Linked DNA regions of Homo sapiens: region 1 is linked to region 2. A link is a contact called in ENCODE POLR2A ChIA-PET data. All regions are on one chromosome and are shown on one strand. Each heading gives the region's core, a stretch centred on a gene start or an enhancer-like site at or near the end of the contact. The rest is flanking DNA. Distances are from core to core; before and after follow the strand shown. Region 1 overlaps RAMP1 (receptor activity modifying protein 1). Region 2 holds the start of RBM44 (RNA binding motif protein 44).

The links. ChIA-PET counts read pairs that join two places held with the same protein, here RNA polymerase II (POLR2A).
Region 1: POLR2A ChIA-PET joins it to region 2 with 22 read pairs in activated T-cell. The contact joins the enhancer-like site here to the promoter of RBM44 in region 2. POLR2A ChIA-PET finds 5 or more read pairs at or near these places in 3 of 52 experiments (MCF 10A, PC-3 and activated T-cell).

What each region holds. Positions count from the first base shown.
Region 1 is chr2:237,879,320-237,885,542 of GRCh38, forward strand. All of the region lies in intron 2 of RAMP1 (receptor activity modifying protein 1), which reads left to right. Among named protein-coding and RNA genes, the nearest start is that of RAMP1, 23 kb to the left of the region's middle. RefSeq lists an enhancer at 3,314-3,815. Within about 2 kb of position 3,517, at least 5 of the 41 ENCODE cell types and tissues checked have a DNase peak (open chromatin) inside an H3K27ac peak, as active enhancers do.
Region 2 is chr2:237,796,560-237,803,034 of GRCh38, forward strand. RBM44 (RNA binding motif protein 44) reads left to right here and starts at 2,220. Exons shown (of 16, transcript NM_001080504.3): 1 at 2,220-2,302.

The sequences.
Region 1 (6,223 bases), core at 2,267-4,766, 84 kb after region 2:
GGTGGAGTGTCCTTAGAAATGGAAGCCACCACAGATGGCTTCCTGCAGTGCCAGAGCACAAAGAGGAATAACTAGCGCTGAGGCCAGAGAGAGTTCGCCATCCTCGGAGCCGAGTGGCCATAGCTGGAACTAGAAGGAGGGGGAGTTGCTGGGAATTTTCGTTTTTTTATTATTATTATTATTATGATACTTTAAGTTCTAGGGCACATGTGCACAACGTGCAGGTTTGTTACGTATGTATACATGTGCCATATTGGTGTGCTGCACCCATTAACTCGTCATTTAATGGGTTCAGCACACCAATATGGCACATGTATACATACGTAACAAACCTGCACGTTGTGCACATGTGCCCTAGAACTTAAAGTATTAAAAAAAAAAAAAATCTGACCGGGCACTGTGGCTCACACCTGTGATCCCAACGCTTTGGGAGGTCAAGGCGGGTGGATCAACTGAGGTCAGGAGTTCCAGACCAGCCTAGCCAACATGGTGAAACCCCATCTCTACTAAAAATATAAAAATTAGCCGGGCGTGGTAGCACACGCCTGTAATCCCAGCTACTCGGGAGGCTGAGGCAGGAGAATTGCTTGAACCCAGGAGGCGGAGGTTGCCGTGAGCCGAGATGGCGCCACTGCACTCCAGCCTGAGGGACAGAGTGAGACTTTGTCTCAAAAAAAAAAAAAAAAAAAAAATCAAGATAATTTAGGAACCAAGAAGGAAAAGTCCACATCACAACAGCATCTCAGCACGTCAGCCCAGGCCTGCCAGCCCCTGGGGTCTGCGTTTGGCAGAATGATGCCCCCCAGAGATGTCCATGCGTAATTCCTGGAACTGTCGATGTGTCACACGGCAAAGGGGATAAAGTCACAGACAGAATTGGTGACACTAATCAGGTGGCTTTGAGATGGGAGATGCGGGATCATCCCGGGGCCCGGTGCTATCACAAGGTCCCTTAGGTTGGTCCCAGCTTTGGCTACTGGAGAGCCTTCACACTGGCTTCTGTGTCCTTTCGACATTGCCCCTGGCTGTTTTTGAGCACTTTCTTTCTTTCTGGTACCACGAGATGTTCCAGGCTTATCTTAGACATTTTGTGCCCCAGCCCTGAAGTCAGCCATTTCTCCAAGGAACACTGGTTCCTTTTGTTAGAGAATGGTATCTAGAAACCAAGATATATGTGCGTATGTGTGGGTGTACACACATCCCAGGGATTTAGATGGAACCCACGGAACCATACAGGTGCTAGAAGAAAACATGGGTGAATCCCTATTTAAGCCATGGTATCGAGAAAGGCTGGGTAAAACAATATTGTTTCAAAAAATTGGCTTGCCCAATCCCAGGGCCCAGCAGGCCAGCAGGCTGGAAACTCTTGGGAGCCGACGCAGCATTCTTGAGGCAGAATTTCCGAACGTGCTGGTAAGGCCTTACCATTGGCTGGGTGAGGCCCCACCCCCAGCATCAAGGATTATCCCCTTTACTTAAAGACAACTGATGATAGATGTTAACCACATCTCCCAAATACCCCCACAGTGACCCCTAGACTAGTGTTTGACTGAGTAACTGGGCACTGTAGCCTGGCCAAGTTGGCTCATAAAGCTATAATCATCACACTGGTTCCAGGGGCAGAGGTCTCTGCGCAAAGGTGTGTTCAGACAACTGGCATTGTCCCTCCTCCTCCTGCCCCTGCCCATTTCTCTCATTCCTTTCACCCTGTTCCCACCCAATTCCTGTGGGCAACTTACCTCATCAGTTTCTGGTCTTTCTTTCCTGTATATCTTTTGCATAAATGAGCAGATGCCTGCATTTTCTTACATCCCCTTCTTTCTTATATAAAGGGTTGTATACTAGTGACACTCCTTTGTACTTTGGTTTTTCTTCACTTAACAACATAACCTGGAACTCTCTCCTTGTCAGTGCAGAGGGAGCCTCCTCCTTCATTTTTACAGCTGTATAGTACTCCGCCGTGCAGAGTCTTTCAGCCATTTTCCTTTCAGCCAGGGCAGAAGCCAAGCGAGCAGAGGCACTTAGGTTGTGGCCAGTATTTTCCCATTTCAGCATCGACGTGGATGGCCTCACGCATCCGTGTTTTCCCAGCACTGGAGCTGACTCTTCAGAATAGATACCCAGAAGTGGGGTCGCAGGACCAAAGGTGAGAGCAGGAGGAATGTGTTAGGTTTTGCAACGTCCCTCCAGAAGGCTGATGCCAGTTTGCATTCCCACCAGCAGCGTATGGGGTGCCCGTTTCCCCAGACCCACCAACAGACTGTGTTGTCGTCCATTAGAGTTGTTACTGTCTGATAAGTGAGAAGTGATGTCTCAGCAGCATGTGAGTTTGCATTTCTGTACTTAGGAGTGAATCCGAACATCTTTCGTATGTTTACAGGCCGTTCTTTTATCTTTTTGGCAAATTGTGTCTTTTCCTATTTTCTATCAGGTCGTTTTTAAAGAGTTCTTTGTATGTTAGATGGGTTAGGCCTTTGTCTCTCGTGTACATTAGAGATTTTCTCCTAGTTTGTTGGTTGTCTTTCAACTTTGTTTTTTTTTTCTTTTGGTGTTTTTGTTGCCACACAATTTTTTTAATGTGGTCAAAACCATCCATCTTTGATCGCCTCTGGATTGGAGTCCTAGTGGAAAGCCCCTCCCCACATGAAGGGAAAAGAGGGATTTGCCACGTTTTCCTCTAGCCTGTGTGGTCCCACTGGTTCCATCGAAATCCTTGGCCCATCGGAGTTTATTCCAGTTTATTCTTGTGTATGGTGTGAACTATGAATCAAATGTTATCTTTTTCTGGATGCGCTACCCACTTGTCCCATTTATGCAAACGTCCATCTCTGCTCCCCGTGACCTGAGATGCCACCTTTGTCATGCACTAAGCTTCCCTGTGCACTTGGCCCGTGCCTTCTTAAATCGTCCCTTTCCCAAACCTTCCTCATCTCACCTGAATCTCATATTGATCTATTCTCCAGAACTATCAATGGGTCCTCACCGCCTGCTGAATGTTTACCTAATTATCCCTTAACTTAGTCCAAGAAACGCGTTTACTGTAGCTGGCGTTTATTACCGCGTGCTGGGCTTTGTGTCGAGCACGTAACGTACATTGGCTTTTTGAGGTCAGCAGCAGCCTGGCGGAGGTGGGGCTGTTGTGATTGCTGCTTCACCTGCCCAGGCTCGCACAGCTGGTACCCATGGCTCCCTCCTGGTTCCCGGCGGAGGTGGAGGGATGCCCTGCCTCCATATAACTGTGGCCTCCTGAGATGGGGATGCAAGCCTTCAGGTGCTGCCTCCGTCCTGGCGATGTCCCTACCAACCTGGTGAGGTCCATCGCATTGAGACACCAAGCCTGGCAGTGGGCCAAGGGCAGCCTTCCAAGGGTCTCCAGTAGCAGCGAGGGCCTGGGGTTCTAGGGTGGGCAAGTTTGTCCAAGTAACTAGTGGAGGGGAAGAGGGCCCTGGAGAGAACACGAAGGCACAAATAGGGTGAGAGGCGCTAGGCTGCCTGCAGGCAGGCCATCACCAGGTGTGGGCAGGTGGCACTGTGTCTGTTGGATGAGCGGGACCCCAAAGTGAGGCTGACCGGCAGGCAGCCAGACAGCCAGGTGGCTGGCCTCAGGGAATGCTCCCAGCCCAAGCAGGGTCCCAGCTGGTCTCAAGGACTGTGAGCCAGGCAGGTGACCTGATGGGGGACACAGGCTCTGGGAAAGGCCCGTCTCTGAGCCAAGTGCAGTTGAGGCTTGGCAGCTGGGGCAGAAGCCAAGCAAGCAGAACCAGGCAATTATTGGGGTCTGGTATCCAAAACCAGGCTGGCATGGAGGCCAGGGGATTCTGAAGGCAGGAGCCTCTGGGCCAGAGCTGCCACATGCCTGCTGCCGCCCAAGGTCATAGCTGTCCCAGGGCCCTGGGCTGGGCCTGCAGGTATCTTGGTATATGGCAGAGGGAAGCTTCCAGACTCTTCTGAAATCAGAGGTCTCATTTAACAACAGCTGCGTGTCAAAGGGGACTCACCTTCCTATGAGCGACGTAGACAAAGGCGGCCGGCCAGCCTTTTATGGGATACACACACAGGAGTAAGTGGGGGCTGAGACATGCTCGTGCCAGCTCCTAGTGCCGGCCCAGAAGTCTTGCTTCCTCTATCAAAGCAGATGGGAAGGAGGCCCCCCGTGATCCCTGCTTTACTCAGGACGTTGAATAGAAGTAAAAAGTGAATGGAAGACTCCTCATGGCCTGGTGCAGTGGCTTTCGCCTGTAATCCCAACACTTTGGGAGGCCAAGGCAGAAGAATTACTTAAGCCCAGGAGTGTGAGAACAGCCTGGACAACAAAGTGAGACTCCATCTCTACAAAAATTTTAAAAATTAGCTGTACATGGTGTTGGACACCTGTAGACCCAGGTGCTTGGGAGGCTGAGGCGGGAGGATCACTCAAGCCTGAGAGGTCAAGGCTGCAGTGAGCCATGATGGTACCACTTGCACTCCAGCCTGGGTGATAGAACCAGACCCTACCTCAAAAAAAAAAAAAAGAAAAGAAAAGAAAAAAAAAAAAGAGGCTCCTCCTCTGCACAGGGGTCATTCCTGGGTCCCTGCCCTGGCCTGTAGGTCCACTTTTTTTTTTTTTTTTTTTTTTTTGCGCATTCAGGGTTTGTAGCCACTGCGCTTGCCCTGGGACCTTGGCTGCCCGGCATGGATCTGCACGCAGGTGCTTGCTGGGTTCCGACAGCCCTTGCCCTGACCGTGACCCCACTCCTCCGCTCATCCTGTTGCTTTGTTACCTGGTTGGTGGATTTTGTCAGGTTGTCTGTTGTGAGCAAGGCTTGGGGGTGATTCCTGAGCCCTTTCTAACACGTGTTGGGTGTCTTCCACTCAGCTACATGGAACAGGTCCCTGAAAAGTGGCTGAATGAGCTCAGCGGGGCCAGGCTCCCCTGCAAGCTGGCTGGGCCGTCATTTACCAGGGGTTATCATCTCATTAAGCTGCAGCCTTGGTTTGCTGATGGAGGCATAATGTGATTTAATGTATTAACTGGAGCTACAATCTAATTTGAGGAGGTATAGAAAACCTGGCAAATGTGTCATCGGGAACTCTCATTTCCAGAGACCTTCCTATGGGTGTAGGGGAGGGAGAGAGAAGGCAGAACAGAGAAGAGAAGAATCTGGAACGTGCTGGACTCGGCTATAAAACATGGGTTTTTAAAAGCCTCACGTCAGATTTCCTCACCTAAATAAGAAATGCTCGGTTGATTTAAGAGGGAAGGGGACACGCCTATTCCACCCCACCCTGTATGGCTTCAGGGTCTGAGTGCCATCTTGGGCAGGGGAAAGGTGTCCTCGGGGAAGATGCCAGAGGATGGGGCCACAGCCTTCCCAGCATCTGAGGTCACTGGGCCCCAGAGAACCAGACTTCACTTCCATACCAGCTGGGATGCCTCCGTCCCTCTGCCCTAAAGCTTCCAGGTTTGTAAATACTGACCATGGTAGCCTCAGGTCACCTCAGCTTTGGTTACCCGAGGCTGTCACTGCGGACCCTGCCCTGCCCTGCCGACCCCATGCTGGGCAATCATGGGCCCTCCCCCAGCCCAAGGAGCTGCTCAGAGGACGGGGCTCCAGGCCCCAGGGAGTGGGGCTGCAGCCCAGCGTGGTAGTTGGGGGACGCAAGACAAATGTCTGCAGTGCCTGCTGTGGTACGGCGGCTCAGCATGGCCAGCGCCAGGCATGACGCTCTGGGTCCACACGACGTTGGGCAGGGTGCACCAACACTTTGGGGTCCTTCCCAGCCTGCTGCATTTCCCTCCTGCTGCCTTCTTTGTGTCTCCTGCTAAAAGAGTCAAGTCAGGAAATTCTTCAGAACTCAGCAGCAACATGGGAACAGCTGCTTGTATTTTGAATTTCAGCAGGAACTGAGAGGGAGGCTTCTTCTGAAATCACGAGGGCTGTCTGGGCCAAGGGCAGGGTGTCCTCCTGGATTTCTGCTGAGCTCGACCCCCACGAGGTCTCGGGATGGGCTGTTCACAGAGCCCTGCCCGCCGCCTGCCCCTGCCCGGAGGCCTGGCCCTGGAGCCCACCCACCTCCCTGAGGCCTGTCGTGAGCATCAGGAGCTCCCAGTACAGCATCTGGGGCTGCCTCGGTGCCCTCGTGGGTTTGTTCATGGCGGTGTCCGCCCTGGAACTTGCCACATGCCCACGAGCACTGGGACCCCTCTGTGCTCTCCCTGGTGGCTGTGGTGCTGTCATCCCTG
Region 2 (6,475 bases), core at 970-3,469:
CGCCTCCCTGCCAACAACCGGCAGCCCCTCCTGCCACCTGCTCAGTGGCTTGCCTGTAAGCACAGCATCACTGTCCGGCACAGCTTACCTTTTCTGTAGCCTGGTGACACATGTGATGTCTGTGCTCAGCCCATCCACTCATAACACAACATTTCATCTCTATTCCCTGAATCCCAATAATCCTCCCTAAGGATGGCATGATCACTGTCTTCGATGGTTTAAAAGGTTGATAAATGAAAGATTTGACTCTTTCTGTGTTGTACCCACCCACAGGGTGGAGAGGAGACTAACAGTGAAATGAGCATTTGGCAAATGGCTGTTCAGAGAGGAATTTCTCAAAATTCTAACTGTGGTGGAGCAGTCAAAGGAGAAACGCCAAGGGTCTAGAGTAGAACGTGGTTTCCAGCTGTCTTGACATCAGGGCTGCTGGCCCACAGACACACTTCCAGAGCCACCCCTTCCAGGGTCACCATGGCCCAGTCCTGCTCCAGATGCCATCTGCCCAGCAGCCCAGGGGAGAGTGTCCAGCCTTCTAATGTGAGCCTCAATCTGAACCCCTTTCTATAACAGAGGCCAGACCTCATAATCTCATCAGCAGCTCTGGCCTGCTGCTGCCGTGGCCGCCCTCTCCAGCCACTGGCGTTAACTTCCAATAACATAGGGACTTCTAAATGAAATCCACTGTAAAAGGACAGGCCATATCACTTTAAAAGACACTTGAAAGCACTTTTGGTAATGGCAAGATTTGCGATAAGTGTATTACATTATCCCAAGATCCATGCTCACGGTCCACTGTCCACCACTGCACCCTCAGCCCCTGGCCCCTGGCAGGCCAATAGCAATCTGCAGAATGAATGAATGAATGAATGAATGAAGTGCATTTCAGAGACTGCAGCCTCATTTGAGGGGATAATTTGGGGGTAGGTGCAGTTTTAGAGCCCCTCCTCTATCTGCCACCTATCCAAAGTCCTCCGTGGCCCAACAATCAAGTGCATGTTTAGACTAATAAGCAAATGAAGCCACCTGCAGCTCTATCCTGTCCCCACCCCTTCAGGACTGTGTCATTTTATACAGGTTTAAATTCCCTATCAAGGATAAGACTAGGCACAAAACATGGGGGGCAGGGGAGGGGATGCAAAAACTCAGTAATCTTTTAATGCAATCTTTTAAAAAATCGAAATTAATGCAAAAAATCCATAATAAAATATTCAAATTTAATTTAATTTAATTTATTTATTTTGAGACGGAGTCTTGCTCTGTCATCATCCAGGCTGGAGTGCAACAGGGTGATCTCAGCTCACTGCAACCTCCGCCTCCTGGATCCAAGCGACTCTCCTGCCTCAGCCTCCCGAGTAGCTGGGATCACAGGCGTCCACGACCACACCTGCCCGGCTATTTTTTGTGTTTTTAGTAGAGACGAGGTTTCGCCATGTTGGCCAGGCTGGTTTCGAACTCCTGACCTCAGGTGATCCACCTGCCTTGGCCTCCTAAACTGCTGGGATTACAGGCGTGAGCCACCGCGCCCAGCCCAGAATATTCAAATTTTAAATAAAGACAGGACCAGTAACAATGTACCCTGTGGAGCCATTTTAAGAGTCTGAGGCGAAAGGAAAAAATAGGACTGAATTTTTTCATTACTTTTGACTTTTTTTAGAGACTGCATTAAAATATTATTTATCTTGATTGCTATTTTGGCAGCCTCTGAAATCCTGTGCTCATGACAAATGCCTCACTGGCCTCACCCTAGTCGCGGCCCGACCCTGCTAACGGTATTTCTAGAAGATGGGCAGAGGACAAGCCAAACCCCGGGAGGGACCACGCGGCCTGGGAAACAGTTCGGCAAGGAGGCCGGGCCCCTGTCCCGCCTCTGAGGGCGGAGGACTCGGCCTGCACCGGACCCAAGCGAGGGGCAGTCTGGCCTCTGCTGGCAGAAGCAGCGCTTCCAAGTATTTTCATATGGTGACTTTGCAGAGCTGCGCGGTCCAGACGAGGGTTTCAGGCTGCAAAGCGGGAAAGTCTTGGGGGCCGCTCTGCGCTCCAAGACAGACGCCCACAATCTCTTCTACGTCGTGCAACATTCAAGCAGGCGGCCTCCTTCCCGCGCTTTCGCGCCCACAGGCTGGGCCAATCACAGTGCCGCACTTTTCATACTGCCCGACAGGCGGTGGGCGGGCCGCTGGTGACTGTTACCCAACAGGCGCCGCGGCTGCTCCGGTGGCGCCACTGACTCGGAGGCGGCTGCGGAGAGCGGGGCGCTGGCCCGTGGAGGCGGCAGCGGCGGCGGCTTTCTAGCGGATCCGAGGTGCGACGGACAGAGACGCGGGGCGGCAGGTCGGGCGGCGAAGCCGGCGAGGGCGAGGCCATGGGCTTGAGCGGTCGGGGTTGGCGAACCCCGCGTGTGGCCGGTCCCGGCGGCGAGGCCCGTCCCGCTGAAGCACGCGGGGACTCCGAACGGCGGTGTAGGCGAGGCCAGCGAGGCGGGCGGGGGACTGGCGCGTTCCTTGGGCGGCACTGGAGTTCCGGCGCCCTCATAGCGGGCGCCGACACCGCAAAAGTCGTTCTCGAACGAAGTCGCGGGGCCGGTCTCCCAAACTTGGTTATGTCCCCGGGGAAAGCTAGAAATTCGCACATATGCTTCTTCTTGCCGTGGAGACTGATGGAGCCTCTGCTGCGGGGCGGGGACTCTAGCGAGAGGGGGACGTGAAGTTCGTTCCGTACTCAGGCGTGTGTGCCCCTGACCGACGCGTAGGACGCCCTGGAGGACGGCGCCAGCTCCTGACCTAGTGTGAGGTGCCCGGACGGTTTCCCTAAGAAGCGCGTATTTAAGATGAGATCTGAAGTTGAGCGTGAACTCAAGGTGGGGTAGGGGGTGGGCAGGCGAGAGAACGCACAGGGCCTGACTTTTTGCATTTTTTTAGTAGAGACGGGGTTTCAACGTGTTAGCCGGGATGGTCTCGATCTCGGTCTCTATCTCCTGACCTCGTGATCATCCCGCCTCAGCCTTCCAGAGTGCTGGGATTACAGGCGTGAGCCACCGCGCCCGGCCAGGGCCTGACTTTTTAAGGAAATGGAAAGGAGGGTGTATCTGGAAGACACCAAGTGCCAAGGCTAACACAGAGCCCGGACCGTTGTAGGGTTTTACAGGACTTATTCAGATTTTAATCTGTCTGAAAACAGTGACAGTCCGTTGCTGAGTTTTAAGCAGGAGCGTAACTGATTCGATAAGCATTTTAGAAAGATTATTCTGGCCAGATGTGAGGTGATTGTCTGCATAGCTGTGAGAGTCAGGAGTTAAAATTGACAAGACCTCAGGGATAAGGGAGGTGTCAAGGGCGAGTCCTGTGGTTTCTGGCGATACCATTCCCTGGAGTTTCGTGCACTGGAGGAAATAGTTCGGTAAGTGAGAACTCAAAGAAAATAATAAAAATGGGCATGTACCTAGGAGTGGAATTGCTGGATCATGTGGTTGTCTTGTGTTTAACTTTCTGAGGAAGTGCCAGACTTCTCCAGAGTGGCTGCACCATGTTACATTCCCATCGGCAATGGATGAAGGTTCTGATTTCTCCATGACCTGCTCAACACTGTTGTTACTGTTATTGTTATTGTCATCCTAGTGGGTGTGAAGTGATATCTTTTGGTTTTGATTTGCATTTCCTTCATGACTCTTGATAAATTGAGCATATTTTCATGTGTTTATTGGCCATTTGTATATCCTCTTTGTCAAGTCATTTGCTCATTCTTAATATTGGGTTGTTTGCCTTTTTATTGTTCAGTTGTAAGAGTTTTTTCTATATTCTAGATAATAGACCTCTATCGCATACATGATCTGCAAGTACTTCCGTTATACTAAAATTTTCTCTTTGGCAAACGTTTTTAACTTTGGGTGTCTTCATATTTAAGAATGAAGCTTGCAGCACACTGCAGATTTCATTAAATGCAGATTTGAGTGTAGAATCAGATGTGAATGAGAATCCAGCTTGAGATAGTGTTGCTCTTCTCACCAATTTTTTGAAAATATGTTTTTAATTTAAAATTTTACTTAAGTAACGAATGTATTTTCTATGAATAAATTAATAAATATTTGAAAATGTTGCTTTAATTTCTAATATGGTAAGTATTGATGGATATTACCCAAATAAAAAAAAATACTCCTTGGGACTCTCAATCCTTTTTTTTTTTTTTTTGAGGCGGAGTTTCACTCTTGTTTCCCAGGCTCGAGTGCAATGGCATGATCTCGGCTCACTGCAACCTCCGCCTCCCAGGTTCAAGTGATTCTCCTGGCTCAGCCTCCTGAGTAGCTGGGATTACAGGCACCCACTACCACGCCCACTCTATTTTTAGTAGAGACGGGTTTTCACCGTGTTGGCCAGGCTAGTCTCAAACTCCTGACCTCAAGTAATCCACCCACCTCGGCCTCCCAAAGTGTTGGGATTACAGGTGTGAGCTACTGCGCCCAGCTGGGGTTCTCAATACTTTTTAAGAATATGAAGAGCGGGCTGGGTGCAGTGGTTTATGCCTGTAATCCCAACACTTTGAAAGGCTGAGGTAGGTGGATCCCTTGGGCTAGGGGACCATCCTGGGCAGCATGGTGAAGCCCTGTCTCTACAAAAAAGTTATCCAGGCATGGTGGTGCATGCCTATAGTTCAGCCATTTGGGAGGCTGAGGTGGGAGGATCACCTGAACCCAGGGACGTTGAGACTGCTGTGAGCTGTGTTGCTACCATAGCACTCCAGCCTCCAGCCTGGGCAACAGCGTGAGACCCTGACTTAAATATATACACACAATATTTTGAACAATCAAATGTATCAAATATATATGTATTTGAATTATCTTGGCCCGCTGCAACCTCCATCTCCTGGGCTCAAGTGATCCTCCCACTTCAGCTTCCCAAGTAGCTGGGAACACAGGCTCACACCACCATGCCCAACTAATTTCTTGTATTTTTGTTAGAAACAGGGGTTTCACCATGTTGCCTAGGCTGGTCTGGAACTCCTGAGCTCAAGTGAGCCACCTGCCTCGGCCTCCTAAAGTGCTGGGATTACAGTTGTGAGCCACCGCACCTGGCCAGACCAGTTCATTTTTATACATAATAACTCTAGTTATCTTATAATCTAAGAAGAAGGAATGACTCTTAACTTGGAGCCATTCCATATTTGTCCTCTTAAATTGGGATGCTCTATGCCCTTCTCTGCTTCTTCTTAGCCTGGCTAGCCCCTACTTGACCATCATTTACTTTTTTGATAAGTTTTTCCTTACCTTTATTAATGCAACTGTGCTATACAATTATTGTCTACTTAACTGTCTTATTTAACCCCAATTGTCTTATTTAACTTTGTGAATCCCAAAGTAGGTACAGGTTATATTTTTCTTGGTGAGAATTTTAGTTTTTAATTGCTTTTTTTCCTTTTTTCTATCAAGGATTTGAACATAAAATTAATTGCTTTTTAAAAACAACTAGCAGTTTGAAAAACTCCAAATATATTTTTGAGCATGTTACATTTTATCCTTTCAGTCAAAATCAATACTAAATGAGTCCTACCCCCAATGGCTAACTCTTACTCATCATTCAGATCTGAGGTTAAGTAACTCTCTGAAAAGCCTTCACTAATCCTTAGACTAGGTTAAGTCTTGTATGTTTCCCATACCACCTTGTGTTTCTCAAAATATCCAGATTGTAGGAATTACTTAGGGCAGGGGTTCCCAACCCCCAGCCTGAGCTCTGCTTCCTGTCAGATCAGCAGCAGCATTAGATTCTCATAGGAACTCAAACCCTGTTGTGAACTGTGCATGTGAGGGATCTAGGTTTCGTGCTACCTATGAGAATCTAACTAATGCCTGATGATCTGAGGTGGAACAGTTTCAGCTTGAAGCCACTACCCTACCTCCAATCCTCTGGTCCGTGGAAAAATTATCTTCCACAAAACCGGTGTCTGGTACCAAAAAGGTTGTGGACTGTTGTCCTCGAGTATTGTTTCTGGGCCCCAAATTAGGCTGTTGAATCTATATTTTTAATGAGCGCCCTAAGTGATTCTTATATCAGGTAAGTTTGGGAAAACATACTCTAAATTTATAGAAGATTTATGTGCATCCATCCCCCTTTTGGAAATTGTATGCCTGTTGTGCTTCATAGAGCCAGTGACTGATCACCTCTCTGTCCTCAACACTTAACATATAACTTAGAAAACAGGCTCAGTCATTACTGAATAATATATTAAAGAGTGATTCTCCAAAGAAAGGTATTCGTCTCTGAAACTGGAAATGTAATTGCTTGGTAATAGGGTAGACATGTATTTAACACCATTAGAAATTGCCCGGTTTCCAAATGGTTTTAACAATTTGTATTCCCTCAAGCAATGTATAAGAATTCTAGTTTGTCCACATCCTCACCAATATCTGGTGTTAGCACTCTTTTAAAAGCCATTTTGGCCAGGTGCACTGGCTCATGCCTGTAATCCCAGCACTTTGGGAGGCCGA